Linked DNA regions of Homo sapiens: all the other regions are linked to region 2. The links are chromatin loops, found by intact Hi-C in ENCODE. Cell type or tissue: Calu3. All regions are shown on one strand. Each heading gives the region's core, and the rest is flanking DNA. Links, peaks and the distances in the headings are about the cores only. Region 1 overlaps C12orf50 (chromosome 12 open reading frame 50). Region 2 holds the start of MGAT4C (MGAT4 family member C). Region 3 has its middle 76 kb from the start of C12orf50.

Region 1 (10,682 bases), core at 1,634-9,633, 1.7 Mb after region 2:
GTTGTAAAACATTGTGGCCAAAAAAACTCACTCTATTTTCCCCTCAAAAACGCCATCATACTGGGTTTTTCCCAAATTAAAGAAAAGCCACTATTTAATGTTTTGTACCTAAATGTAAGAATGTATGTTTATCATTGCTTGAAGTTACCCTGTAAGATTTGGCTCATTGTTCCAACAGATTAACCTCCAGTTAACTGTAAATTTTATAAACATGTCTACATTCACCCAGTCATTCAATGCATTTGAACATATCATCCTTTATTCTACAAGTATTTACTGAGTGCACATAATGTGCCAGGCATTCTACTACAGAGATTTATCTATAGTGATTGATTATACACAGTTCCTAGCCTCAAGGAGCTTACACAAAACCAGTGATAAAAATGTCAAAAAGATTTTTGGTTTCTACCATGACCAAAATGGCTTTTATTAGAATAACTTTCATCCCAAAAACAACTATAAAATACCAAAACAAACTGATTGGAAAACAACCCAATGCATGTGACTGCAATGCCTGAGAGCAATGGAAGGACACAAAGTCAATTGTATGTTCACATTCACCCTGGCTTTTTTCCCTGAAGGAGTTACGCTCCACACTTACTACGGATTTTTCCCTGAAAGCATGTCTAATTCATCATGTAAGGAAATAACAAGCAGAAAGCGACACCAAGGAGGTGAAAAAGAAAGAGCCGAAAGTCTGGGACTATCTAATTGGTTTGAAATTGAGGGGGAAATGAAAAAAGAAGAACAACAAAGAAGTTCCTCTGAAATAGGCATAAAACTCCCTTTAAACTGTTATCTGACTCCCATACTTTTCAGGTACAGTGTGGAACCCTAGGAAATAAGCAAAAACTGCATCTGGGAGGCTAAAAACTGGTCAGAGATTTCAGCATCTACATACTGCTTGGGAGGTAAAATTTGGCATTCGAGCTTTGCCAGAGTAGAGGTATCTTGGTGAACATCCCATGTCTCAGTTGATAACCCAGTAAAGCAATGCTTTAGGGGTAAGGGTCTTGTCCGAGGAATAAGGACTATACCTTCAAAGAAAGGAAAAATAATGTATCATCTACGGCATCATCCCTAATAAAGCCCAAAGCTAGTCCTTCACAGAATCAAGGTGGTCTGCTGATAGTCTAGCTGCCTGCCAGGAGAAAAGTTTCTCTGTGGAGAAATAACATCATTCATACACTATGTAATTTTTATCCATATTGTTCAGCATCAAATAAAATATTAGAAGGCATAGTAAGACAGGACAATTGAGCAAAAACCTGAGGAAAATGAAAGATATCCAAGCGTAATCAAACAGGAAGTTGCAAAAAATAACAAGAACATTATCAAAATAGAGAACTGATGGAGAATTTAAGTAGAAAATCAATAAGAAGGTCAAATAGAAATTTAGAATTTAAAATACGGATTAAAGAGCAGAGAGGAAGAGAATTAGTGAACAGGACAGTAGGTTGTCAGAAAGTATCCAGATTTATCTAGAGAAGTCAATAAGAAAAAAATATTTTAAATGGGCTAGAGACTTAAAAATGCACCAGACAAAAGAGAAAGTCAAAATGGCCAATAAGTTTATGAAAAGGTGCTAACATTATGAGTCATCAAGGAAATACAAATTAAAACTACAATGATGTACCACTAGCCACTCACCAGAAAGGCTAAAGTTAAAGGACTGAAAATACTAATTGTGGGTAAGGATACAGAGCAAGCTAATCTCAAAGAAAAGGTGTGCATATGGCCTTTAGAAGACATGTACAAGAATGTTAATAATAGTCCCAAACTGGAAATATTGTCTGTCAAATCCCAATATCAATACTCATGGTGCTTTCATGCATTGTTTTTATGTTTGTTTGTTGTTTGCAAACGTACGCAGAGTGGTGAAAATTTTGAGTTGCTGGACCCGCACATTCCTAGCTGAGGTCTAACAATGGCAGTGCTCAGCATTCTCATTTCAGTTCATACAGAGATGATCAGAGAATGGCTGGAGACAGGAGAGGGCAGCACAGCATGGTGGAAGAAGCTCTGGCTCTGGGGAGAGGTGGAAGGGGTTTGAGTCCCAGTTCTGAGGCTTGTTAGTGAGGCAACCTCAAGAGAGTCACTTAAGACTTCTGAACTTTGTTTTCTCTTTTGTAAAATAAGGAAAACAGAATATACCAGGATGAGTAATTTCTACGATTTAAGATTATAATCTGTGTGAGATGTAGGTATATGTGTGTGTGTACATAGTTCCCCGAGGAGCAATGGTTCAGTGTTTGCTAATTCAGTGTTCATGTCAGCTTTATATATAGCAACCAGGAATAACAAGAATCAATTGTGTGTGTGTTTGTGTGTGTATCAACTGTGTGTATATATATACTATATACATAGAGAGAGAAATGCCCACGTTTGTTTTCATATATATGTACACATATACAGTATATGTCTTACATGTAGATATGTGTGTATATATGTGGTATATATCTATCTATCTATAGAGATTTACTGCTACAATCAACATCATGGATCAGTCTAATACAAAGAGCATTAAGTAAAAGAATCCAAACTAAGAGTTCAAACTGTATATTTCCACTTATATAAAGGTCAAAAAATGCAAAATTAGCCTATAGTAATAGCGACCAGAGTACTGGTTACCACTGGGAGAAGACTATTGACTTGGAGAGAAAGAGCCATCTGGAGTACCATAAATATGGTTATATTGATACATACACAAGTAAAATTTTAACAAGCTATTCACTTCAGATCTGTGAACTTTATTAAAGTGCAATAACACATTAAAATAATATTAAGACAAGACAATGCCTCAAGTATTTTTCTTGAAATGAATACTAATTCATTAATTATAATTTCAGTTTTGATCATCTTCATTTCAAAGATGTCTTATGAATGCAGGAGCCTAAATATGTTTAGATATATCTATCATATACACATACCCAGAAGATTATTTTATCTAGTGACACAGAGAACATTATGATGCCTGGAAAATCAATAAGCTTGACTATACCAGAACTTAGTATACCAGATAATGGAATTTTTTAAATATTCTTTTAGTATGGTTTTTCAACTAGTTCATTACTCTAACAATATTATTAATATTAGGCTAATGACAGTATAATGACATTCTCACATTTTCTAACTCCCAACAAAGTAGGTAATATATTATTAATGTTACAACGTGAAGGAAAGTTTATTTTTATATGAAACCATTAGTCTATCAATGGTTAAAAATAACCTTTTATTAACCAAAAAAGCTATCTGATTTAATGATATTTCAACAAACTGTTCGATTAGAACTGCTCGGGTTAAGTGGATCCCACTTATATAGGTTAAATAGACAGTGGGAACTCCGTTAGGAGAGACTGCCAGTGTTTCTAATTTGTAGCTAAAACTTATTGCTTCAAGGCAACCAAACAATTACAGCTAGACTAAAACAATTACAGCTAGACTAAAACAGCTAGACTAAAACTGCTGCAGATGTAAGAAAGGAGAAAAAATAATCAAATTACCTTAGCACCAAAAAAAAAGGGCAGTGGGGGGCACACAGAAGAAAATGGCTGACACCAGGACAGCAGAAAGTATCACCAATATGCCTAAGAGATACTGGTACTTACTGATACCTGCTCTCAACCTCCTTCCTACTCTTCACACACATTCTTCCCATCAGCCACACCTTTCAACCTCCCCACAAAATCTCTATATATTTTCAAAACAAACGCTTGGAATTTTCAGTCAAAGGACAGATTTTCCAACATGTTTATGCTAAAAAGCAGTTCCAAAATATTTAAGCTATAATACACAGTTAGAATGTGATGACAAATGATATATATTTGAATATAGCTCCTTTAAAGTAGACTTTAAGTCCACTGGGCTCGGTGGCTCGTGCCTGTAATCCCAGCACTTTGGGAGGCCAAGGCGGGCAAATCACCTGAGGTAAGGAGTTTGAGGCCAGCCTGACCAACATGGTGAAACCCCGTCTCTACTAAAAATACAAAAATTAGCCGGGTGTGGTGGCACGCACCTGTAGTGCCAGCTACTTAGGAGGCTGAGGCAGGAGAATAGCTTGAACTCGGGAGATGGAGGTTGCAGTGAGCCGAGATCGCACCACTGCACTCCAGCCTAGGTGACAAAGTGAGACTTCCATCTCATAAATAAATAAATAAATAAATAAATAAGTAGATAAATAAAAAGTAGACTTAATCAAATGATTTATTAAGTGCCTCCTTCATTTATAGCTCTGTTATAGTATATTACAGCACATACATAACACCTGAATTCATTATAGTCTGGAGTTGAGCCTACACACAGACACACACACACACACATACATGCACACACACACACAGGTTTCTCATTAAAATATGAAAAATGGAATGTCTTATACACTGAACACAAATTCGCACAAGGTATTTGGCAGAGATTTTGGTCTCTGAAAGCAACTGATTTTGTGATATACCTCCAAACTCTTGTGTTAAACATGACATGGACAAAAAAAGAAAATTAGTTGTAAAAGATAAAATTCAGACTCATTTATTATGTGGTGATATATTCAGGGTCAATCAGTAATAAATTAACTCACCTCCATTTTCAAAAGCAGCAATGTCAGTCTTTGGTTTCCCATGCAATGATGTTTTTATTTCACCTTGCCTTTCATATTGGCTAAGTTTTGTCGGAACTGTAAGACTATCTCCTAGAAATAAGAAGAAAAAAAAGTCACCCCAGAAATTATTAGATGCTTAAATAAGAAATTTATGATAGAATGCATGATGAAAGTAAAAAAGCTTTAAAGTTAATGCAAGTATTGTTTGCACAGTGATCTGATAAACAATAAATTAATAAATACATGAGTTTTAAATTCTGTGTCAACAAAGAAGTAAGCAAGTATATTCTCCTATTTGGATTATTTATTCAATGGCAATTAAAAATTGTAAGCAATCTAACACTATTGTATATACATAATATATCTAGTTTGATATGTTTCTCATATAAGGAATTTTGTAATATTACTTTTGATTTTATCTGTTCACCATGAACAATCAGATAAAAAGTATTAGAGTCACTATTGACTACAAAATGCTAACTACACTGATAATTAAATAATACTCTCAGCTTTCCCCATGCATTTCTGGATAATTTTCTTCTAAAATAAACTATTAAAAGCAAAATAAAAGAGACATGACAACCTAATGCAATGTGTGATTCTGGATTGGATCCTAGACTAGGGGAAAAAATTTATTTTACTATAAAGCACATTAATGGCATAATTGGTAAAATTTGTGGGAAAAGAAGGTTATAAATGATATTCTATCAGTGGTTATTTTCTGATTTTTATATTTATACTACAGTTAATGTAAAAGCAAAGAGGTATCATGTCTGTAACTTATTCTCTCGAACAATTCAGAAGATTATAATAACAATGTGTATATTTAGAGAGAGTGAAAATTCAAATGTGGTAAAATGCTAACGTTTGAAGGAAATCTAGGTGAAGGGTATATAGGAATTAACCAAAACTATTTAAAAATAAACAGCCTTTTAAAGCATAATATAAAGCAAAAGTACATATAATTGTCTTTATAATCTGCCCTTTTTAATGTTCATTGCTAACTTGTTTTCTTCTTTTGTTTTTGTTTCCTTTTGTTTTTTCTTCTCTGAGCAGTGCTGGCCTGCAATCTGTCCTTCCCTATATGGTTCCCAAGGTTTGCGGGCTCTTCTCCGTCTGATGGTGTGTTGCTGCCACCTATCGCCACGTTTGAATAGTTCGCTACAAAACAGACTTGCACAACATATTGCAGATGTTCATCCACAGTAAATCAGATTCTCCAAAGGTAAGCGCCATAAAAAGCAGAGCCTTCGATTTGTTCTCCAGCATGGCCTCTGAAATAGTCTGGTCCACAGAAGACTTTCATTCAATGACCAAATAATCTCTGTTCTGCCACTAGTGTCATTCTGTGATCTCTCTTTTGTTCTTCTTGGGCTAGTCTTACTTTTCTATTCAGAAAGAAAAATCTAGACCTCTTTGGCAGGGGGATTTATTTCAAAGACAAATAAAATGGTAAAAGCAAATTATTTACAGCATTACCCCATGGAGTGTGTAGTGTCATTACGTGTTAATGAAGTCTATTCATTCTGTCACCTCTCTAGGATAACATAATCCCATTAATAGCAGCTTTGGGTCATCCAATACAAACACTTTCTTCTAGTGCTCAATTACGATGTATTATTTATCACTTTATTCTTCTGTACATCATACTAAATAATTCAGTCTATCACACCAAGTATATGTTATAGATCACTATGAATGCTGCCTTTTCATTTCTTACCTTCTTGCAATTCACTGCCATTTTCCAAAGGCTTTTCTAACTGTTTTTCTGCTGTAGGTGTCATGCTTTTTGATGACAAAATATCTGGAGGAGTATGAAATCTGTAGTATTCCCCTAATCAACCATAAGAAAAGTAATGGTTAGTATATTTATCACATCAAGTATTAGAAAATACAAAAATGTTTGATTTCTTACCAGATTTATAACACATCTCCTTTATTGCTCTTTTTTCTTCAATTTCTTCAGGGGTCTTTGTCCATAAACTAGAAGCATCTATAGGATATAGATTTTTTAAATTAAATTGTCCCAAAGCCAATTAATCTGAAAATTTATAAACCAGAAAGGAAAACCCCAAATACTGTTCTCATGGATAGATTACTTTTTTATATTTCTAAAATCAATAATTTTACATACTAGTACATGTTTCAAATTGCTACATTTTAAGTATTCAAAACAATGTCAAGAGAAAACAAAGGGCTATGTATTATGTACTTTGAAATGAGACGCTGAATGTACAGACTCAATGTTGAGATGGTGTATGTTTATTTCGAGGTTGATGTAGGCATGAGAGACATGGAGCTGCAGCACACAGAAATAGTAATAAATAGCTCAGTGTACTCCTAAGCACAGAAACTATGGTGTCCCGTAGTCCATAGAAGGACATATTCCAGCACAAAGACAGATCGAGAGTTTTTCTTCATGTTTATCTTGTATATACACACTTTCTGGCACCACTGTGCTGGGTTGATATGGGAGGCAAAGGATGAACTAAAATGCAAAAGACATGGGTCCTAAGCCTGTTCATACTCTTGTGAGGATGACTTAGAATAATGCAGATGACAGTGATTTATAGATTATTAACTACTACATAGATCTCTATAACTTCCAGGATTAAATGTGAAACTGATATATTATTAATACATATGTAGATAAACAGATACACTTGTGCATCAATGTTTTAGAAACATATATAAAAAACATAGCTTATTAGTATCTCTATAAGCATCTGTAGATATATAAATATCTATATATATACATTTATATAGATATACATTTTACTTTAAGTTCTGGGATACATGTACAGAACGTGCAGGTTTGTTACATAGGTAAACACATGCCATGGTGGTTTGCTGCACCCATCAACCCGTCATCTACATTAGGTATCACTCCTGATGTTATCCCTCCCCTGGCCCTCCACCCCACAACAGGCCCTAGTGTGTGACATTCCCCTCCCTGTGTCCATGTGTTCTCATTGTTCAACTCCCACCTATGAGTGAGAACATGTGGTGTTTGGTTTTCCATTCTTGTGTTAGTTTGCTGAGAATGATGGTTTCCAGCTTCATCCATGTCCCTGCAAAGGACATGAACTCATCCTTTTTATGACTGCATAGTATTCCATGGTGTATATGAAGCACCTAAATATACTTAAGCATCAGATCTGTCTCCCAGCTATCGTACAACAAAAACTTTCCAATCCAAAAGATCATAAATATGTAGCAAATTAGAACATAATGAATTAAATTAGTTTAATACAATTATAGTTATTTTCTCAGCAAAATCTGCCTTATATATTACATCATAAACCTTTACAGTTAAACACATATGTAAAAAATGTGAGGTTTTTGAATGTGTATTGTAAACCTGAAAAAAGTTCTACTAACCATTTTGTTCATCTACTTCCTCTTCTTCCTCAAAATTAGTTTTTAAAACTAAAGGATGGTGGATGGGTCGTGATATATTTTCCTGAGGTTTCAGAGGTTCTTGACTCTGGGACTGGAGTGGAATTCCTTCCTGAATTTCTTTCTGTAGTGTGATATCTGCAGAGAAAATGCAACATTTCAGTCTGTTCAAGATATATGTGATGATAAGTAGATGTAACAATCAATCATTGCCCTCCTAATTAACTATATATTATTTTAAAATGTGTACAATAATAATACATTAATGGATTGTGTTTCTACACACTAGCAATGATTAAACTGAAAATGAAATGAAAAATAATCCCACTTACAATAGCATCAAAGAGAAAAAAGTATTTAGGAATTAATTTTAACATAAGATGTGCAAAATTTATATTCTGAAAAAGATTCTGAAAATATATATATTGAAAAAGATTTTTATCTTATTTCAATAAAATAAAAATATTGTTGAAAGAAGTTAAAGAAATGTTGAAATGGAAAGATATCCTTGTTTATGGACTGATTTGTATTTGGTATGGCAATATTTTCCGAATTAATCTATAGGTATGATACAACTCTTATCAAAATCCCAATGGACTTATTTGCAAAAATTGAGAAGCTGATTCTAAAATTTATATGGACATTACTACAAAACTAAAGTAATCAAGACTATCTGGACTAGCATAAAAATAAAAGTAGATCGATGTATCATTGGAATAGGACTGCAAGACCAGAACTAAATCTTTATATGAATCAATTTATGCTCAGCTGATTTTCAAAAAGGGTACATAGACCATTCAATGGGGGAAAAAATAGTATTTTCAACAAATGTTGCCGGGACGACTAGATTGCCACATGCAAAGTAATTAAGTTGCACAACTTCATCACATTAGAAACAAAAATTCATGCAAAGTGGATGTAAGAACAAAATGAAAGATCTGACACTATAAAACTCATAGAAGAACCCTTAGGTCATGAAAAGTTTTTTAGATATGACACCAAAAGAAAAAGCAGTCAATGAAAAGTAGCCAGCCCCCTGGCACATGGGGGTGAGCCATGATAACACCTGCCAACAAGTCCCAGATTTTGCTGGAAAGCAGTTCCCAGCCCTCTCAGCCAGATAATGAAGAAACACTCAGAACCCCAAGGTGACACAGAAAGAATAAATAAGATCCAGCCTGGGCAACATGGCTAAACCCTATCTCCACAAAAAAATACAAAAATTAGCCAAGTGTGATGGCGCACACCTGTAGTCCCAGCTACTCAGGAGGCTGAGGTGGAAGCATCACTTAAGCCTGAGAGGTTAAGGCTGCATTTAGCCGAGATCATGCCACTGCACTCTAGCCTCAGCAACAGAGCAAGACTCTGTTTCAAAACAAAAACAAAAACAAACAAAACCAAATGAGATATCACTTCATACTACAACGATTACAATGATTAATTTCTTTACTAAAAAGACAATAACAAGTGTTGTCAAGGATGTGAAGAAACTAGAATCTTTGTACACTGCAGTTGGGAATGAAAAATGCTGCAGCTACTTTAGAAAACAATTAGGCAGTTCCTCAAAAGGTTAAATATGGAGTCATCACATGTCCCATCTATTCCATTTTTAGCTACATACCAAGAGGTGTGAAAATATATGTCTATATTATACAAATGTAATCATTTGTACACAAATGTTTATATCAACATTATTTATAATAGTCAAAAAGTGGAAACAACCTAAATTTCCATTGTCTGATAAATGGATAAATAAAATGTGGCATATCCATAGAATGGAGTGCTATCTGGCTATAAAAAGTAATAAAGTACTGTTGCATGTGAGAGCATGGATGAATTTTGAAAACATGCTAAGAGGAAAAAGTCATTCACAAAAAATAATATATTATATGATTCCATTTATACAAAATATCAAAAATAGATATATTTATAGAAACAAGAAGTAAAGTAGTGACTGTGTAGGTTTTGGGAATTGGAAAAAAATGAGGAGTAACTGTTAATGAATGTGAGTTTGTTTTTTGGAGTGATCCAATGTTTCATTGGAAAGAAATGAGAGGTAACCGTTAATGGGTGTGGATTTCCTTTTTAAAGTGATCCAATGTTCCAAAATGGAATATTGTTCTTTGATCCATTTTGAGTTAATTTTTGTTTATGATGTGATGCAGTTGTGCTACTTAATTACTTTGCATGTGACTATCTAGTTGTCTTAGCACCATTTGTCGAAAATACTATTCTTTTCCCCATTGAATGATCTATATGCCCTTGTTGAAAATCAATTGAGCATAAACTGATTGATATAAAAGTTTATTTCTGGTCTTACAATCCTGTCTCAATGACATATAGATCAATTTTTATGCTAGTCCATATAGTCTTGATTACTTCAGTTTTGTAGTAACTTGTAGATTTTGAAATCAGGAAGTGTAAGTCCTCCAAATTTGGTTTCCATTTTCCTGATTTTTTTTCACTATTCTGGGTCCCTTAAATTTCCATATAAATTTTAGAATCAGCTTCTCAATTTCTGCAAATAGGTCCATTGGGATTTTGATAAATTCTACATTAAACCTGTGGATCAATTTGGAGAATACTGGCATACCAACCACAAAGTCAGTCTATGAACAAGGATATCTCTGTTTTTCAAGGTTTTCTTTAATTTCTTTCAACAATCTTTTGTAGTTTTCGAATATAAACT
Region 2 (10,682 bases), core at 1,499-9,498:
CTCTGTCTCTAACTCTGAAAGAAGTGGAAAAGTCTTCATAATTTATTAACCCCTGAAAAGGGCACATTCGTTTGTCATAGCTTCAGAGGCAGAGAGAGAAAGCAGATAAAAAATCACATTCGTACTTTCAATTATTGAATTCTAATTTTACTGTCTTATTCTGCATACTTCAAATGGGCATTACTAAAGGGACTAAGTTCAGGGCTATTGTTTTATTATTATGCAATAGGACCACAGTAAAATATTTTGAGCCAAATCAAGTGTGTTCAGTTAACTTTTGTTGTACAATTTATATGTATGTCACTAGACAGATTCTTCAGTGGCTAATTAAATGATACTATCTAAAAACAATTTATCTTCAACTGATAGGTTCTACGTATGGATTGGTTTTCTCTGAGGAGGTTGTATTTTAGGCTTTTTATTTCTTTTAAATCACTGAGTATCTGTAAATAAGTTGAATAGCGAATAAATATCACTTTTTAGTGCCATTGTCCTAGGAACTAGCATTAGTAGCTACCAAGACAGTGAAAAAATTGGCCTTAAAAAGTAAATTGTCTCTAGTTTGCTTGTTCAAACACAAACTACTATCATTTGGGAGATATTAAGTTTTTAATTAAAATAAAAAAATTCTTCATTTTTTATTATTTTACTTATACTATAAAGAACCTTGTCCAAAGTCAAACAACTGTAAACTCGGCATACTATTACCAGCAAATAATTGATTGTAAAATAGACAATAAAAATAAAGCTAGCTTGCTTGAACATACATTATAAATACAAGATAACTTTGTCCAAAAATGATTGATACTGTTTTGATATCTACCACAAGCTATTTTATTCTTATAATATTTCAGTGACCACATTCAGAATCAAGTATGAGTTATAAAATAATTGATAGACTTTTCACAAAACCCAAATATAATGTAAAAATCTATTTTAGATTAAAACATACCTGAGAACTTAGAGACACACAGAAACACAAGAAATGCAAATGAATGTATCCTTTAACTTATGTTTCCTATTTCCCATAAAGTTTTTGGTTTTAATTAGCCACACCTTAAAATACATTCTACTTTTATAGTAAATTAAAGATGAGAGCTTTTCAGGTAGAAAAAAAATAATATGTGCAACAACAAGAATTTTTTTACATTGTTCAGTTATAAATGCCAAGTACCTAGAAGAGTGCCTGGCACGAAGTAGATACTCAAGAGAAGTGACTGATTAGATAACCGGCTGTATTAAGGGAGGGAGGGAGAGAGAAAGAGAAAGAAAGAAAGAAAGAGAAATTGATTGATTTGGGGCACTGAAATTTGTAAACCTGTTTCTGAGTCCTAGCTCCTCCATTTACTGACTTACTGACTGGGTGATCTTTGGCAACAAGTTACGAATTATTAGTCTCTGTTTCCTTAGTTGCATAATATCAATTACTTTATCACATATCAATTGTTAAGAATTAATTGTATATATACACAAGGTTGATAAAAAGATCTTTTAAACTTTAAAATGCATAAAAACATTACATTTATGTACCTAAAATATACACCTAAATATCCAGACATTCACACAATAAGTCCAAGCTGTCCAAAATGACATCATAGTTACTATATTTTTTGGCTTAAGTAAAAAGTTGGCCTGGAATGCCCAGAATTTCCCACTGTCAAGACAAGCATAGAATTCATGATCATTCAAGTGCTTGAACTGAGAAACTAAAAAACCAAGCAGTATTGTGCATTCAATCATTACATGAAACTAATAAAGGGGCTTACAATAAACTAAATTCTAGGAAAGTGTTAAAATATACAAAAGAGTATTATTTTGCAATAGGTAAAAACATAATTTGAGGAGTCATTTTCAAAAGAAAAAATATATCACCCCCAGCATATGGAGTATGCAGAGAACTTCAGAAGAGTTAATAAGTATCTTTTCATGGCTATTTTTTTCCATCTCTTCTTAATACTGGTTACATAAGTCAGACAAAGAACATATGTATTTAAAAGGAGGCAGAGAATAGGGCAGTACAAGTAACATCACACATCATTTATTTATGTCACCCTGTACTGGGAAGCCTTCCTAGGGACTTTGTGGCATAGGAAATTGCTATGATATCATTGATGTCCTCTCTTAAATTAAAAATAATAATAAAAAACTTTTTGTGAAATGAATGAAGTCCATTAGCTAGGTAGCTCATATCTCGTGTACTTGCGTTGTATAAAGTTGTCCAAAGGAAAAGAAGGAGATAAGCAATTTAACACTGCAGTCACCATCAATGTAGTGCATTTGTGACTAGCAAGGCTAATACTGAAAGAAGGAATCATACACAGAAAAAAATGCAATTTAAATGTCTAGATCATTCATTAGCTGAATAAGATTTTCTTCATTGTTGACAGAATGATATAAATAGATTTTTAAAGAATTAATTATTAGGAGACAAATGCTTTTCCCTTAGTTAAGTTTAATCACCTGTGAAAATGACACAGTCAGTACCACTGGGTTTTTCAACTTCACTATAGAGTACTTAGGGAAAGAAAAAAAATTCATTTCAAAGCAGTGACTCATGCTTTCAAGCTCATATTATCCAAAACTTTTAGATTTCACTTTAAATTTTGAAATTCACAGAATATACCAACTTAAATTTTTCTCAGCAAAAAATTGACTCTAGATGTATATTGGAAGCTTTTTGAGGTTTTGTTGATTACGTATTGTTGTGGCTGAGACATTAAGCTCACTTGTTTAGATTTAATTAATACACGTCTGACACTGTCTATAAACTTAGTTTTGTTCAGACCTGAATGGACTAAAGGAGACAATTCGAACAACAGTAATGTCTAGAGCTGCCAAACAGGACTGGGCTAGCAGAAGACACAGAGTGTGACATAGCTGAAAAACCCCTGCTGTCTTAAAGCTCAACTCGAGAATCTCCAAATCCTGAGTTTTAATTATCAAAATTACTAGTTTGCAAAGGCAGAAATATTCTATGTTAAAGGCACAGTAAAAATAAATCTAAAAAGCATAAGCACATCAACACTTGATGAACAAGCCATTATTCAAAAGTTTTATAACCCTAGGAGGAATGGAGATGCTATTAAAATAAAAGAGCACGTTAAACAAAATAACAATTAATTACACTTTTCTGTGGCTTTATTTCATAAATAACTGCATCCAACTTTAAAATAACAACAGTATGCTACTTTATACCATAATAATAGACAACATTTGAGGGGATACAAATGTTTTTGAATTCTTCATTTGTTATCATGTGAACATTCTCAGTCAATTGAAAGCTTTTAGTGTAGTGACTTTTCAGGTTCTCTGTCACATTCAATCACCTATCCATAGCAGTTCAACAGCTCTAAATATATTTGTTTTGCTACAATATAACAAGATCCTCAGGCATAAATGTTACTACTGACAAATGATTAAATAATATAAAGATATATTTTTAGGATTTAAATATTTTCTGGCTATGTAAAGACAGTATTTTATTATGCACCAAAAAGCATAACAAAAATGCAATAAATGATTTTAATATCTCTTAATTCCACAAAGAAACCCTTACATCCATTCTTAAAATTTTTCATTATTATTATTTCCAAATATTTAAATGGTAAATATGAATGTAAAGTCCTACAACTTTATTTCAGAAGCCAGAGCCTTTGCTCACTTGGTAAACTTTGTTTTCCCTGTATAAATGCAACTTTGGAAAACTGTCCCAAAGAACTGCCATTTAACAATTAGAAACTTTGACTCATTTTAAGTCTACAGCAACACTACTTGGTTGACCATTTCTACCACTATTCTTTAATACTAATAGAAAAATATAGAGAAATGATGCAGAATGATATACATACACATATACAGTTTTAAAAACACATTCAAAATTGTGGTCTTATAATAGCAGTATTTTCCTTTTTCTAAAGCGAAGCCGGATTTACCTGCCTTTCATTTTCTGCTGCAAATTAGTTTGTCAGGTACACGTTAGCAAGCTCTTTTTTTAATTCATTTTGCTAACTCCATAGTCCTTTAAATAATGATAAACATTCCTGAATAAAAGCTTACCAGATAGTAATCCTTTTTGACCCTTATAATATTTTCTCTGTAAGACACATCTACCTTTATTTTAAAAGAGAAGGTAAAACAGAAGAAGCCCTTACCAGAGACAGAGAAAACAATTCGTTCAGCTAGATCCAACAGTGCTCTGTGCAGCCTGGAAGCATGAGTGATCCTTGGGCCTCACACAAAAGCGAGATAATTGGCTCTCAATGAAGAGATGTAAACATCCATCATAATGGCACTGTGCTGAAACTGAACGCTACCTCAGCTGTTCTATGTACTCTGACTGGAAGATGATGTCACAAACATCAACTGGGTGTACTCTCATTGGCTTCTGTTACCTGGAATCATATCTTAACCCTAAACTGTCAGCTACAAATTGAAATGCACATTTCTGACTATAATTTCTGCCTTTAAAAGGAGAGTGAAAGTAATGTTGAGCTCCTGGGGGATCACAAACTGAAAATACTGCCCTCTAATTATGCTAAGACTGATTTACCTAATTAATTAATCAGAATTAGTGAAAATTTTATTTTCCAAATGTGTTTTGTTAAGTAGCAGTGTTTATAAAAGGTATTTGACAGAATGGATATTAAAGGACAAGATGTATGTAATCATAACATCTGGAATTTTAAATTTTGTAATTACTTTGCATTGATTTTACAGTACTAGCCCCTGAGATTTAAGAAACTCAAATTGAGAAAAATTATAATGTAGTCAATTGTACAGTGAAGTTTTTAATCAATTTTTTCAGAGCAGCCATTTGTTTTTAAATCTTCTAATAAAACCACAAAAATGGAAATGCATTTTATTCTCTGAGTGTTAAACACTGTTTGCAAAGTTTCATGTAATAAACCTTAAAGTTTATTACATGATATTACATGAAAGAGATATTAAAAGCACATCACTAATACAATAATGTTAAATATTGGTTTTTACAAAGAGTAATTTATAAGCCACTGGAACTTCAGACAATCCCATTTCAGTAATTGAAAGCTACTCTATGATATAGTGCTGTTCTTTTTGAGCACACACAGGGAATAATTATCCATCTCTTACCTTCTATCTTGACAAAAGCCCCAGATTTCTCCCCAGGCTTAAATCCAGTGGGAGAGGAGGATAATGGGCTAAGCTGGTTGCAGCAGCTTGCTGCCAGAGGGACAAAACTACAATCACCTTGAAATATACCCAAGCTTTCCCTACTGAAAGGAGCTGTCAACCGCATAACTGTGAGATGCAAGAATTACCAGAGCTATTCAATGACCAGTTCCTTCTAAATCTAGCCCAGCCATATCCCAGGGCAAGCCCTTTGAAAGCTGTGCAGCTCAGCATGCGAACAGTACAAGCACCTGGAGAAAGAGCAAGGAAATTCACTTCAACCACCCCAACTTTAGGGAAAGGAAAGTCACCAACAGTGCACTTGCATGACTTTATGCTGTTTCATTTATTTCTGAATAATGGATTCAGGGCAAATACTTGTTACATTCCCTCTGCATTTACAGTGACAGAAAATTATTTTTACTCAATGGCCTCAATAAGAGTTCAAAAAGTTGATAATATATGAAAATACACTTTCATATGTTCACATTTCCTCCCAAGTTCTGACTTTTATGATAGTCAGTTTATTTGATTACTCTGAGAAGCGAGTTAGCATGTGACATGGGAGCAAGAGTTCTAGACTAGGGTTGAAATGATTCATCCTCCAGTTCTTGCTCCACCACTTACTATCTGTAAAAACTCTGGTAACTTAGCATCTTTTATGTATAGACTGAGAGTGGTAATGCTACATACAGCAAAATAATAATAATAAAGATATGGGGATCAGATGAGACAATGCATAGAAGCTTGTTATATAAAATAAAAAGTATTACATAAATATAAGATAATTAATATTATCGTTGTTATGAAAACAATCAAATGCGTTAATTTTAAAGACACATGGAAGATTTAAAATTTAGAGTTACTTTGGTGCCCTCAAAATAATGATATAAATATGTTAAACCCTTAATATTTCAACTCAAAAATAATGTTGCAAATTAACTTGATTTATAACACTGACTCACTCAATTTTTTTTTTGTTTGTTTGTTTTGGAGTTTTAACCCTCCCAGAATAATTTCAGCATGTTTTCTACATGCAACAGGATATAATCTATCTATCTATCTATCTATCTATCTATCTATCTATCTATCTATCTATCTACATTCAGTTAATTTTTAAAGACAAATGTATTTTCTGGTGATTTTAGTGCACAGAAATCATAACCTCTCTTATTTGTTTTGCATTTGTTTGGGTGACAGAATGCCACATATAATGTGCCTAGAGAAATACAGCAATATAAAGATTGGGAAACTTAAATACTCCTAGGGCTCTGCAGGCATTTTTGTTTGTTTGTTCATTTATTTATTTGTCAATTTCCACAGGTATCAACGTATAGGCATTTTGTATCAATAACCCACATCCTACACAAAATTTGTTTACAAGTGAATAAGGTACCTAGTAAAGAAAGCTGGTTTTTGTTATTAAAATATGTCAGTGAGATTTTTTAAGAATATAGATTTCAATGCTTAAATATTATACAAGATGGAGTCTCTAATGAATTACTTAGTATTTTAAGGACATACACTTATTACATATGAAAATAATTTCATATTTAAAATTTGAATTGTTTAAAAATTAACAAAATTATTGGCTTATACTTTAATTCCTAGGAAAATTGATAGGAAAAAAGATAATGTACTAGAAATACTTCATACTAACGTTGGACTAGAATAATGAGTGAATCTTTATCACATACATTAAGTCAACTTCAAATTTTGTATTTATTTATTAGGACAGAATTTATATTTTAGTTTTAAATAATTACATTTATACACTCAGGAACATTCAGATAAATACAGGATATAATAGTTCATATATGAATATCAGTTTTATTACTCCAAAGTATATTTTATACATAAGGACAGAAGAAAATATATATACATATATTCTCTTACAGTGGGGAGAAATCATTAGAAAGTAATAATTAGTAGAATTTATAAAATTTTTTTGTGATTTTTTAGTGGTGTTTCTTTTGGAAAAGTAGAGATACTAAACTTCAAGACCTTTCAGTAATTTATTTTCAGAATGTCCTTTGGAAAAAAGTCTGATGATACTTGGACATCAGTCTGCACATGTATCTGGGTTAAGGTCAAAAATAAGATAGTGTGTATGTGATGTGAACATTGATAATAAGACACGTAACTGTTTTCTACTATACTAAAATAATATTATTAAGAAATACAACCTGATTACAAAATGTAAAAAAAATTCTAAATGTAAAAATGTTAAAACTTTAAGAAACTACAAGAAAAATAAAAGGATGGTGTCATTTCTTGAATATTCTATTTAATATACACATGTGGAAAAGTAAAATGCTGCATATAGCTCTAATTTCATAAAGGAATAATAACAAACACTGCATTTGAGAATGAATTTACCAACGTTGTCTCATTATTTATTACATTCCTCCAACTAAAATGGCCAGCTAGCATTTGTGAGTTCAGAGAATATAAAATATTTTAACTTTAATAGTGTGTAAAAGTTTAATATGAGGGGGCAAAACACTCTATAGACATCAATTTAAGCTTCATTCTCAGTAAATGTATATTAGTAAATATCTATAATAAGATCATTTCAATAGTTTTCATAACTCAGCACCCTGACTAGTAACATAATAGCCCCATGTCATAAAGCATACAACACTAGATATGAAAAGTCTTATTTTGTTTTTTCCTTTTTTTGAACAACATTGTTACAATTGTAACACCTGTAATTCAAGAAAAAAATTTGTTGAATGTGGTGAGAGGAAGCTAACCAATTTTAATGTAGGCATTTTACTATTCATTAGCATTATTTTACTACATAGACACATAATTAACAGATAAATAGGCTTTATTGCATTAGGGTATATTAAAATTAAATCTGCTCAAAAAATGGAAGGACAAGTTGGAGTATCAAATAAAAATTTATATCAAATACTTATTAATATGTTTGCAGAGAATTAGGTGGTAAGAGAATTAAAAACACAGAGACAAAAGAGAAACATGCCCTTGTAAAAACGCTTGTTGTCCACAGCTGGCTCCCACCCACCTTTTATTGTTTCAACCCCTTGCTCCCACTGAAAGTAAGCACATCTGTCCCTTAAAGTACTGTCTTAATTCTAAACTCGTTTCTCAATGTACCCTGTTTAATAGCTATGTGGTTACTTAGGGCCTTTTAAAATTAGAATATGATGCAGGCACAGCCATACCCTGATAGGCAGAAATAGCCAGAAGCCTACTACCTTTTATTTTTAAATTTATCAAAGTTAACATTGAATAATTTACAATGTGCCAATTTCCTAATAGAAAGAAACCTCCAAATCAAATTATTTTCATAGTAAGGTGTGTTTCCATAGGAAATGAAGCAGAGTTAGTTATTATCTGCACTTACTTTCTCTAGAATAGCTCCACTATTAGAATTGGATCAGAGCATAGAGTGTAAGTCAGAGATTCTTCTGTTCAATTATTGACTGTATATTTTATGCACCATGACAAGGAGCAAGTTATTTACCTTCCCTGAACAATGTTGTCTAACTTGTGATCTTTCTCAAAGGCTTCTTAAAGTTATTAAAAAGAGAAATATATTATATAAATTATTTAGATCATTATTTAGTACTTGCTAATTGGTAATTGCTCAAGGGACAAATTTTTCCCATATCCCATTATATTTTTATATAATAAAAATATCTTTGAAACAGAAACAAAGCTATATACCTTTTTTTTCCATTGAAGAGAAAGGTTTGTTCATTAAACAGCATATATAGCTACTCAAATGAAGGTTTTGTTCATTAAACATCATATATAGCTACTCATAAGTATTAAACAGAACCATGAGGAACAATGGAGCACATGATAAAGTAAAACTGTGTCTGAGAGAAGCAGCATCTTAAAACATTTGTGTGGCAGTTATAAATACTTGTCTAGCACTACCTTGTACAGAGTAGTAGCTCATTAAACATGTATTGAATTGATTTGACATTTTAAGAATTGGTGAACCTCTGCAGCAGAACATATTTAAAAACCCAAATTGCATCAACTTCACTTCTATTCATTCAATAGACAAAAATTGAAGACCTTATATAATGCCAGACATTGAATTAATTGCTATGATGCAAACATGAATATGACTCATACTTCAGTTTCAAGGAAACCTTAGTCAAGGGAGAGCTTGAAACCTTAAATAAAATATACCAGACCAATTTTCTTACTGGTCAGTTAACATAAACGAAAGTTTACCTAGAAGGCTGAAATGTCAAATATTTCTGTTCCTCATTTGAATTAGTAAAAAAACATCAGCAAGCTATTAGAAGCAATTTCCTGAGAAAAGTAACTTTTAAGATATATAATAATGTCATGACTGATTCAGACCAATATTTTGCAACCCGTGTATCTATCGTACTCTATTGATTTTCAATATGCACAACCAAGACCAAGAGGCATATCAAGGCACTCAAGTACCTTCTGAATCATCTTGAATTGATTAGGTGTAATGGAGTTCATGATTAATTGAGAGCATACCAGAAGTGTGTTGTACCTTGGGGTTTCACTCTGCCTTGTAAGGAAGTAAGAATTACAGTGAAGGGAAGTAAGAATCACATTACAGAATGTAAATGAAGGAAACTCTTAACATCCCTCCCCCACCACATTCATGCCTTGTTTAAAATCCTTCAGAAGTTCTTGTTCTTATAAGGAGAAAGGCAACCCCTTTAACCCATTTATGCCTCAGGTTGCAATTTTTTGAATTTTTGCAATCAGATCTTGGCTATGACATTGAGCAGTAGGATATAAATAACTCCCACATGCTTAGCGTTCCAATATTAGAACACTAGGCATAAATTTAATATAGTTTACAATGTCCTGTATGATCTGACCACAATCTCTCTAGCCTTACCTTCCACTAGCCTTCTCATCTCACTGTTGTGTTTCTCTCTTCTCCATCGCAAATGACAAGTTTCAGTCCCATTTCTTCCATAATTTATTTTGTTACAGAGCATGTTCATATATCCAGACAGTTGTTTCTACCTGGAATGCTTTCTACCCATTCTTCCTTTCATATTACTCCTTATTCTCACATGTCAAGCCATTTGAATCTATCAGTCACTCATAGTCATATTGTATCTTTCAGCCACAGGCTCTTTGCATATGCTTTCTATTCTAAATACTTTTCTATGCATGCCATCTTTCTTTTTATCTAGGTGTCTCTACTCATTCCAGATCAGCTATCCCTTTTCAAAGAAGTCATTCTTGCCTAGCTTATTAAATCAAATCTCTTTAAGTGACCTTATATCCTGATAGCTCTCTTTTGTTGCATTTATCATTGCAATAGATTTACTTCTGTGACTTTTAAGATGTTTGTATCTTCCACTAGGTTCTTGAAAGCAGACATTCTGTCTGCTTTTGCTTACTCTCTTAGGCATATGATTCATTTTTAGAGTACATTCATATATAGATATTCTAGTATACTACACAAAATATGCATATTAAAAACTTTGGCATGAAATTGGAATTTATTTTTAATTTTCTAATTTTAAACATCACTTGTATTTGATAAA
Region 3 (10,682 bases), core at 810-8,809, 1.7 Mb after region 2:
AAAACAGCATGGTACTGGTACCAAAACAAAGATATAGACCAATGGAACAGAACAGAGCCCTCAGAAATAACACCACAAACTTACAACCGTCTGATCTTTGACAAACCAGACAAAAACAAGAAATGAGGGAAGGATTCCCTATTTAATAAATGGTGCTGGGAAAACTGGCCAGCCATATGTAGAAAGCTAAAACTGGATCCCTTCTTTACACCTTATATAAAGATTAATTCAAGATGGATTAAAGACTTAAATGTTAGACCTAAAACTATAAAAACCCTAGAAGAAAACCTAGGCAATACCATTCAGGACATAGGCATGAGCAAGGACTTCATGTCTAGAACACCGTAAGCAATAGCAACAAAAGCCAAAATAGACAAATGGGATCTAATTAAACTAAAGAGCTTCTGCACAGCAAAAGAAACTACCATCAGAGTGAACAGGCAACCTAGAGAATGGGAGAAAATTTTTGCAATCTACCCATCTGACAAAGGGCTAATATCCAGTATCTGCAAAGCACTTTAACAAATTTACAAGAAAGAATCAAACAACCCCATCAAAAAGTGGGCAAAGGATATGAACAGACACTTTTCAAAAGAAGACATTTATGCAGCCAACAGACAAATGAAAAAATAAATGCTCATCATCTCTGGCCATCAGAGAAATGCAAATCAAAACCACAATGAGATACCATCTCACACCAGTTAGAATGGTGACCATTAAAAAGTCAGGAAACAACAGGTTCTGGAGAGGATGTGGAGAAATAGGAATGCTTTTACACTGTTGGTGGGACTGTAAACTAGTTCAACCATTGTGGAAGACAGTGTGGCGATTCCTCAAGGATCTAGAACTGGAAATACCATTTGACACAGCGATCCCATTAATGGGTATATACCCAAAGGGTTATAAATCATGCCACTATAAAGACACATGCACACATATGTTTATTGTGGCACTATTCACAATAGCAAAGACTTGGAACCGACCCAAATGTCCATCAATGATAGACTGGATAAAGAAAATATGGCATATATACACCATGGAATACTCTGCAGCCAAAAAAAAGGATGAGTTTATTTCCTTTGTAGGGACATGGATAAAGCTGGAAACCATCATTCTCAGCAAACTGTCACAAGGACAGAAAACCAAACACTGCATGTTCTCACTCATAGGTGGGAAATGAACAACGAGAACACTTGGACACAGGGTGGGGAACACTACACACCGGGGCCTGTTGTGGGGTGGGGGAGTGGGAGAGGGTTAGCATTAGGAGAAATACCTAATGTAAATGATGAGTTAATGGGGGCAGCAAACCAACATGGCACATGTATACATATGTAACAAACCTGCACATTGTGCACATGTACCCTAAAACTTAAAGTATTATAAAATAAAATAAAATAAACAATTTACAAGAAAAAGAAACAACCCCATTAAAAAGTGAGGAAAGGACATGAAGAGACACTTCTCTAAAGAAGACATACATGTGGCCAACAAACATATGAAAAAAAGCTCAACATCACTGATCATCAGAGAAATGCAAATCAAAACCACAATGAGATACCATCTCACAGCAGTCGGAATAGCTAATTAAAAAGTCAAAAAACAACAGATACTGGCAAGGTTGTGGGGAAAAAGGAACACATTTACACTGTTGGTGGGAATGTAAATTAGTTCAACCATTGTGGAAGACAGTGTCGCGATTCCTCAAAGACCTAGAGGCAGAAATACCACTTGATGCAGCAATCCCATTACTAGATATATACCCAAAGGAATGTGAATCATTCTATTATAAAGGTACATTAACACATTATGTTCATTGCAGGACTATTCACAATAGTAAAGGCATGGAATCCACCTAAATGCCCATCAATAATAGACTGGATAAAGAAAATATGGTACATATACACCATGGAATACTATGCAGCCATAAAAAGGAATGAGATCATGTCTTTTGCAGGGGCATGGATGGCACTGGAAGCCATCATTCTCAGCAAACTAATGCAGAAACAGAAAATCAAACACTGCATGTTCTCACTTATAAGTAGGAGTTAAATTATGAGAACACATGGACACACACTGGAGCATGTTGGAAGTTGCAGGATGAGAGAAAGGTGAGCTTCAGGAAGAATAGCTAATGGATGCCGGCTTAATACTTAGGTGATGAGATGATCTGTACAGCAAATCACCATGGCACATGTTTAACTGTGTAACAAACCTGCACATCCTGCACATGTACCCCTGAACTGAAATAAAAGTTGGAAAAAAAAGAAAGATTTGCATGCAGTGGTTCATTAAGATCAATGGCAAGGTCTGAACTGATATAACCTATCCTGCTGGATTCATGAATGTCATCAGCATTGATAAGACTGAAAAGAATTTTTGTCTGTTGTATGACACCAAAGGTCACTCTGGTGTTCATCATACCACACCTGAGGAGGCCAAGTACAAGCTGTGCAAAGTGAGAAAAATATCTGTGGTCACATGATGGTTCATGATGCTCACACCATCTGCTACTCGGATCCACTCATCAAGGTAAATGACACCATTCAAATTGATTTGGAGACTGGCAAGATTACAGATTGCATCAAGTTGAACACTGGCAACTTGTTGACACTGGTATCCTGTGACTGGAGATGCTACCTTGGGAAGAATTGGTGTGATAATGAACAGAGAGAAACATTCTAGATCTTTTGATATGGTGAATGTGAAAGATGCCAATGGAAACAGCTTTGCCACCCAGCTCTCGGACATTTTTGTTTTTGACAAGGGCAACAAACCATGGATTTATCTTCCCCAATGAAAGGGTGTCCACCTCGCCATTGCTGAAGAGAGACAAAACTGATGGCCAAACAGAGCAGTGGCTGAAATGGTCTCTAGACATGTTAGAGAGATCTTAGTACTTAATTAAAGTTAATACAGCATGAATAAAAAAAAATTGAAAGTTTCCTACATACCAGACACTGTACTGAGTAGTTCACATGCAGCTGAATGATAAAACAGACACCTCATTATCCTCCTTACTTAGATGATGAGATAGGCTGGGTCACTTGTCCAAGGTCACTCAACTAGAAAGGAGCAGAGTTGGAGAGGTTCAAAAGTTAGTCTTGATTACTCTGGACACATGCTCTATGCACTCTGTTCTTTGTTGTTCTTGTTTTTAATCTCATCTTATTGGCTGAGTAGCCCCTCTTCTACTGTAATAGCACATTATAGAAAAGAATAATGGTGGGATTTCATAAGTTGTATTCACATCGAGAAAAGTGATTTCAAGCTGTAATGTTGGTTCTTTCTTAATTATGACTTCAATCCTTAGGAGTGAGGAGAAAAGCTCAACCTATCTGACATTCTCTCTAAGAACCTAAGGCCACAGACACCTTGTAGAACGCTGACACAGGAATTTCTGACGAAGAAAGGACATATGAGTGTGTCCATAAGTATTAACACCTAAGTGTAAAGAGTAAAAACAACATTCTGAAACCAAGAACCACTCCAAAAGGAGTAAAACTTGCAACTATAAAAGGGGAACATTGGGAAGGTTTTCTCTCTCTCCTGTGGTTTGTTTACCAGGTTCAGTGTTTATAGAAATACGATCATCCCAGGCCTAATAACACTTACATTATAGTTTTTTATTGTTTAAATAACACTTTGTGACAGGGGTTTTCAACTTTTGTAGTACTGACATTTGAGACTGGGCAACTCTGTTGTGGGGGATGGGGGCTGTCCTATGCATTGTAGGATGTTTAACAGCAACCTTTAGCCACTAGATGCCAGTAACACTCCCATAATTGAGACAATCAAAATGTTTCCAAACATTGCCAAATATTCCCTAGGGGAGCAAAATTGTTTCTGGTTAAGAACAAATGCATCTGGGGAAATTTATACCAAATTTTTTTTTTTTTTTGAGAGAGAAGAGTCTCACTCTGTCACCCAGGCTGGAGTGCAGTGGCGCGATCTCAGCTCACTGCAACATCTGCCTCCCAGGTTCAAGTGATTCTCGTGCCTCAGCCTCCTAAGTAGCTGAGATAACAGGTGCCTGCCCCCACTCCCAGCTAATTTTTATATTTTAGTAGAGACAGGGTTTCACCATGTTGGTCGGGCTGGTCTTGAGCTCCTGACCTCAAATGATCCGCCCACCTCAGCCTCAAAATTCTGTGTCTAGAAGAGACAGGGAAATATGATTGAAGGGAGAAACAATGTGTAACTGATTATACAGATGAATAAAGTAAGGGAAAAATGGGGACCTTTGAGTGAGTGCAGATAATGTGTTTTAGTAGTTATGGTACTTTGTAAGTACACGTTCATAATTTGCCTTCACGGTTTTTTGGTCTATTTAGTCTATTGTCCTTCAAGATTTCAGGGCAGTAGATTATTATGTCCTAATATCCCTCTATAATGGTATAAAGAAATATTTATATCCTTCTCTATTCCAAAGAGAAAGCAAGACAGTAATTTTTTACACATAATGACATCATCCTATGAACATTATATTTGTAAATACCATTGTCAAGAAATATACCTTGATTGAATATATTTCTAGCTATAAATAGCAGTTTAATAGAGGATGAAGCTAAAGCAGTACTTGGAGAAACTGTTTCTCTCTCTCTCCCTCTCTCTCTCACACACACACACATGCAGGCAAACACACACACACACACACACACACACACCTTTTCAACTTGCCAAAATAACTACATTTCTCCAATACATAATCCTCCTCATCTCAAATTTAAAACTAGTTAGTTAGCTCCTGACAATTTATCCATGTCAGCAGCTACCTAATTTTTTAACAAGAATCAATATATTACCAGTTTTACACAACTTTATGTGTCTCTTTCACTCATATTCAAATATGTAAACTTTTTTTCTCATCCTCAGGTTTTATTAGTTTTGCTTCAACTCTGCTCTTTCTTCCTTTGTGCCCTATTTCTTTTCTTGTTTTATTTCTTGCATCCTTCTTTATTCCCTGGATAAAAGGAAGATTGTCATTCCTGACGCAAGCATTCATGACCTGCTGGCCCCAACAGCTACACTTGATTTAAGTAGGGCCTCGGGCAGCAACGTCACCTTTGTGAGGAGGCACATACACCAAAGCTGCAGCCTAGTCCTTGGGAGGAGTACCAAATTTGAACTGGGGCAACCTGGGCTGCTCTCCTCTCTACCCTAATGCCAATCATCGCTGCCAGCATGATTTCAACAAGGGCATCAAGAGAACAATATGCCTTGGAGTGTCCCCTGCTTCCTCTGGCTTTATGCTTTTATTTTCAAAAACTGTAGAAGCCCCCAGCGACAACAGAGCTTCTGTGGACCCTTATAAACTGAAATAAATTACTCTTTCTCTCTAAAACCTGTCTTTGATGAAAGGTTATGATTTGTTTATTTTCATTTCTGAAGACTCCTACTGCTAGTGTCAGTGAGTTAGAAGTAAATGTACCCAAATAAAATGTTTTACTGTCAATGCTTGCTAGATTCGTGTTCTATTCCTGTGATCGTCCTGCCCTCTAGTGTTCAGCACACTGATATCTTTCCTCACTTATTTGTTTTTATCTTCTTATCAAGATTTCTTCAGGGCTTTGCCTCTTCTATTAGTGAAATTTGATAAGACGTCTATGCTCAGCAATAAATAAATATTTGTATTTTAATTAAAGAACTGAATATAAGAATTAAGGTTTAGGAACTTTTAAATATATGAATACTTAAAATAGATATAAGCATTTTCAATTGTCATCATAGGAATTCCCTTTGAAGCATCTCAAAGTGGACACAGGTCAAAACCAAACTCCACACTCCTCATCTCCAACCTTCCATTTGTTCAGACTAAAAGCCTTGAGTTAATCTTGACCTCTTTCTTTCTCTCATCCTGCATATCTATGAGAAAACCTGTGGGTTCTCCTACTGAATAAATTGGAATACACCCTTGTCATCACTACCAAGACATGAGTTCTCTCACTAGCGTTACGGTGACAACCTTCTCACTGGTCTCCCTAAGGCCATGGCTCCCCTCCCACATGGAGTCTCTAAGCCTCACCAACCACTGTAGTTCTTTAGAAATGGAAAGCAGATTGCGGCATGACTGCTCAAAACTTGAAATTGCTTTCCACACCTCTCAGAGAAAAGGCTGAAGTCTGTAATTTGGCCTACAATCCCTATCTGACCTGCCTCCACAACCCATTGCTCTGACCTCCTCTTTTACAACACACACACTCTCTCTTTTAGTTTAGTTTGTTTATTTGTTTGTTGGGGTTTTTAAATTGATTTTATTTATTTATTTATTTATTTATTTATTTATTTATTTTGAGCCTGAGACTCACTCTATCACCCAGGCTGGAGTGCAGTGGCACAATCTCGGCTCACTGCAGCCTCCGCCTTCCGGGTTCAAGCGATTCTCCCACCTCAGCCTCCCGAGTAGCTGGGACTACAGGCGCCGGCCACCACACCTGGCTAAGTTTTGTATTTTTAGTAGAGACAGGGTTTCACCATATTGTTCAGGCTGGTCTCGAACTCCTGACCTCAGGTGATCCAACCACCTTGGCTTCCCAAAGTGCTGGGATTACAGGAGTGATCCACTGTGCTTGGCCTGCTGTTCCCTCTTGCTCAGAATGTGTTGACCCTAGGTATACCTAGGAATACTATACCTAGAAATACTACTAGGTATACCTGTATAACTTGCTTCCCCACTTCCTTCACAGGACTCCTTTCAAAATGTTATAAGTGAGCCCCCTTACCCATCATAAAACAGCAAACTCTACTCCATCCCCCCGATATGGTTTGGCTGTGTGCCCACCCAAATCTCATCTTGAATTGTAGTTCCCATAATCCCCACATGTCCTAGGAGGGACCCTGTGAGAAGTGATTGGATGATGGGGCGGTTTCCCCCATGCTGCTCTCATGATAGTGAATGGATTCTCACGAGATCTAACAGTTTTATGAGTGTAGGGCATTTCCCCTGCTTGTACTCATTCTCTCTCCTGCCACCTTGTGAAGAGGTGCCTTCTGCCATGGTTGTAAGCTTCCTGAGGCCTCGCCAGCCATGCAAAACTGAGTCATTTAAAGCTCCTTCTTTTATAATTTCCCAGTCTCAGACAGTTCTTTATAGCAGTGTGAGAACAGACTAATACATCCTCTCTTGCTATCTAGCTAACATGCTTCATCCTTCCCCCTGAATTTGTCACAGTCCCCTGAATTTATCATGGTCAAAACTTATTATAATTAAATGTCTGGTTAATGCCTACTCACAGTTTGCCAGTGGATTCCTGAGAACCATGGGAATTAAGATGGTTTATGGTTCCCTTCTTTTATTTATTTATTTATTTAATAATTTAAACTTTCATTTAAGATTCAGGGGGAACATGTGCAGATTTGTTACCTGGGTATATCGTGTGATGCTGAAGTTTGGGGTACAATTGCTCCCATAACCCAGGTACTGAGCATAATACTCAAAAGTTTTTCAATCCTTGTCCCCCTTCCCTCTTCACTCCTCTAGTAGTCCCCAGTGTCTGTTATTGCCATGTTTATCTCCATGAAAACCCAATGTTTAGCTCCCACTTATTAGTGAGAACATATGGTATTTGGTTTTCTGTTTCTGCATTAATTCACTTAGGATAATAGCCTCCTGGTGAATCCATGTTGCTGCAAAGGACATGATTTCATTCTTTTTATGGCTATGTAGTATTCAGTGGTGTATATGTACCACATTTTCTTTCTCCAATCCACAATTAATGGGTACCTAGGTTGATTTCATGTCTTTGCTATTGCAAATAGTGCTGTGATGAACATAAGAGGGCATGTGTCTTTTTGGTAGAATGATTTATTTTCTTTTGGATATATACCCAGTAATGGGATTGCTGGGTTGAATGGTAGTTCTAAGTTCTTTGAGAAATCTCAACTATTTTGCATAGTATCTGGACTAACTTACATTCCCACCAACAGTGTATAAGAGCTCCCTTTTCTGTGTAACCTCACCAGCATTTGTTGTTTTTTGACTTTTTTTTTTTTTTTTTTTTTTTTTTTTGAGACAGAGTCTCGCTCTTTCGCCCGGGCCGGAGTGCAACGGTGCTATCTCGGTTCACTGCAAGCTCCGCCTCCTGGGTTCACGCCATTCTCCTGCCTCCGCCTTCCGAGTAGCTGCGGCTACAGGCGCCCACCACCACGCCTGGCTAAGTTTTTGTATTTTTTTTAGTAGAGACGGGGTTTCACCATGTTAGCCAGGATGGACTCTATCTCCTGACCTCGTGATCTGCCCGCCTCGGCCTCCCAAACTGACCTGAGATGATATCTCATAGGAGTTTTGATTTACATTTTCCTAATGATTACTGATGTGCAACATTTTTTCATATGTTTTTTGGCCCTTGTCTGTGTTCTTTTAAGAAATGTCTGTTCGTGTCTTTTGCCTACTTATCTTTGTCTACAATTTTAAATGGGGTTATTTGTTTTTTGCTTGTTGATTTAAGTTCTTTATGGATTCTGGATATTAGACCTTTGTTGGAGGCACAGTTCGCGAGCATTTCCTCCAATTCTGTTGATTGTCTCTTTACTCTGTTGATAGTTTGTTTTGCTGTGCAGAAGCTCTTTAGTGTAATCATCCCACTTGATTTTTGGTTTTGCTTCAATTGTTTTTGAGGACTTGGTCATAATTTCTTTCCTAAGGCCAATGTCCACAATGGTGTTTGCTAGGTTTTCTTCTAGGATTCTTATACTTTGAGGTCTTACATTTAAATCTTTCATCCATCTTTAGTTAATTTTTTACATGCTAAAAAGTAGAAGTCTAATTTCATTCTTCTGCATATGGCTAGCCAGCTACCGCAGTACCATTTATTGAATAGGGAGTCCTATCCCCATTGTTTATTTTTGTCAACTTTATCAAAGATTAGGTGTTTGACTTAATTTATGGATTCTCTATTCTTCTTCTTTGGTCTGTGTGTCTGTTTTTGTACCAGTACGATGCTGTTTTGGTTACTGTAGCCTTATAGAATAGTTTGAAGTCAGGTAATGTTATGCCTCTGGCTTTGTTCTTTTTGCATAGGATTTCTCCAGCTGGTCAGGTTCCATGGCTCCATATGAATTTTAGAACAGTTTAGGACACTTTTTTCTAGTTCTGTGAAAAATGACATTGGTAGCTTGATTAGGAATGGGATTGAATGTGTAGATTGCTTTGGGTAGTATGGTCATTTTAATGATATTGATTCTTCCAATCCATGATCATGAAATGTTTTCCATTTTTTTCTGTCATTTATGATTTCTTTCAGCAGTGTTTTGTAGTTCTCCTTGTAGAGCCCTTTCACCTTCATGGTTAGATGTATTCCTAGGTGTTTTTTTGTTGTTCTTGTTTTGTTTTGTTTTGTTTTGTTTGCAGTGATTGTAAATGGGATTGCATTCTTGAATTGGCACTCAGCTTGAACATTACTGGATGTATAGAAATGCTACTGATTTTTGTACATTGATTTTGTATCCTGAAACTTTATGGAAGTTATTTATCAGTTCCCAGATATTTTCATTGGAGTTTTTAGGGATTTCTACCTATAGAATCATATTGTCAGCAAGAGATCATTTGACTTCTTCTGTTCCTATTTGGATGCCTTTTCTTTCTTTCTCTTGCCTGAGTGCTCTGGCAAGGACTTTCACCGTTATGTTGAGTAGGAGTTATTCCAGTTCTCCAGGGTATTGTTTCCAGTTTTTGCCTGTCAATATCATGTTGGCTGTGGGTTTGTCAGAGATGGCTCTGATTATTTTGAGATATGTTTCTTTAATCCCTAGTTTCTTGAGGGTTTTTATCACAAACGGTTGTTGGATTTTATCAAAAACTTTTTCTGCATCTATTTAGATAGTTGTATGGTTTTTGTTTTAAATTCTGTTTATGGAGTCAATCATATTTATTGATTTTTGTATGTTGAACCAACCTGGCATCCCAGGACTGAAGTCTAGTTGATCATGTTGAATTAACTTTGTAATGTGCTTCTGGATTCCGTTTGCTAGATTTTTTGAGGATGTTTCTGTCTATGTTCATTAGAGATATTGGCCTAATATAGTAGTTTTCTTTCTTCATTTGTCTTTGCTGGGGTTTGGTATCAAGGTGATGCTGGCTTCATAGAGTGAGCTCAGGAGGAGTCTTCCTCCTCAATTTTTAAGAATAGTTTCAGTAGAATTAGTACCAGCTCTTCTTTTTACAGCTGGTAGAATTCAGCTATGAATCCATCTATCTGGCCCAATTGCCTCCTTTTACAACCAACAGTAAACTCATACAAATCCTGTGACCAACTTGCCCACTTTAAAGAGATCCTGTTGTCAATGGTAGAGCATCTTTTACTTTGAAAAATAATCCTAATCACTCATCTTGCTTCTGTGAATTGCAAAGCATCAACATGGAAATGTGAACTCTCCATGATTTATACTATTTTGAAAAAACCGAGAAAATAATAAGTATTCAGGAGACTAATTAGGAGTTAAGAACTTATATTCAGTGAGAGGCTTAGGTTCAGAATGGAGCCTAGCACTTACCAGCAACTTACTTGAGCAAGTTTGTGAACAATTTGGAGCTGCAATTTTCTCGTGTGTAAAGTGAGAAGGTAAAATTATTGCATATTGGAAACGATATTATAAGAGGTAAATTCAATAATACTGTATATGTTATTCACTTAACATATTCCCACTTTAGAATAAGCACTCTATAAAGGTTTGCTGATGCTACT

What was found. Hi-C counts contacts between places; a loop is a spot of excess contacts. Peaks named below come from ENCODE experiments on the same cell type or tissue, not always from the same donor. Only the 100,000 strongest peaks of a DNase experiment are listed, where the experiment ranks them.
Region 1: a loop joins it to region 2, with 5 times the contacts of the local background. A loop is called at or near these places in 4 of 110 quality-filtered maps.
Region 3: it touches region 2 in a loop (5-fold over the local background); 3 of 110 quality-filtered maps call a loop at or near these places.

The regions. Positions count from the first base shown.
Region 1 is chr12:87,990,060-88,000,741 of GRCh38, forward strand. It overlaps C12orf50 (chromosome 12 open reading frame 50), which reads right to left. Exons shown (of 13, transcript NM_152589.3): 4 at 7,976-8,131; 5 at 6,510-6,587; 6 at 6,315-6,428; 7 at 4,574-4,684. Among named protein-coding and RNA genes, the nearest start is that of C12orf50, 34 kb to the right of the region's middle. RefSeq lists an enhancer at 5,767-5,826. In Calu3, for the core only: a CTCF peak has its summit at 5,724; a DNase peak (open chromatin) is centred at 5,722.
Region 2 is chr12:86,252,088-86,262,769 of GRCh38, forward strand. MGAT4C (MGAT4 family member C) reads right to left here and starts at 4,304. Exons shown (of 5, transcript NM_001351288.2): 1 at 4,152-4,304. It overlaps LOC105369877 (a long non-coding RNA gene), which reads left to right and starts at 9,926. Exons shown (of 3, transcript XR_001749240.2): 1 at 9,926-10,682. In Calu3, for the core only: no CTCF peak of the experiment used is centred there; no DNase peak of the experiment used is centred there.
Region 3 is chr12:87,947,954-87,958,635 of GRCh38, forward strand. It overlaps the pseudogene RPS4XP15. Among named protein-coding and RNA genes, the nearest start is that of C12orf50, 76 kb to the right of the region's middle. In Calu3, for the core only: a CTCF peak has its summit at 5,493 (motif pointing left); a DNase peak (open chromatin) is centred at 5,498.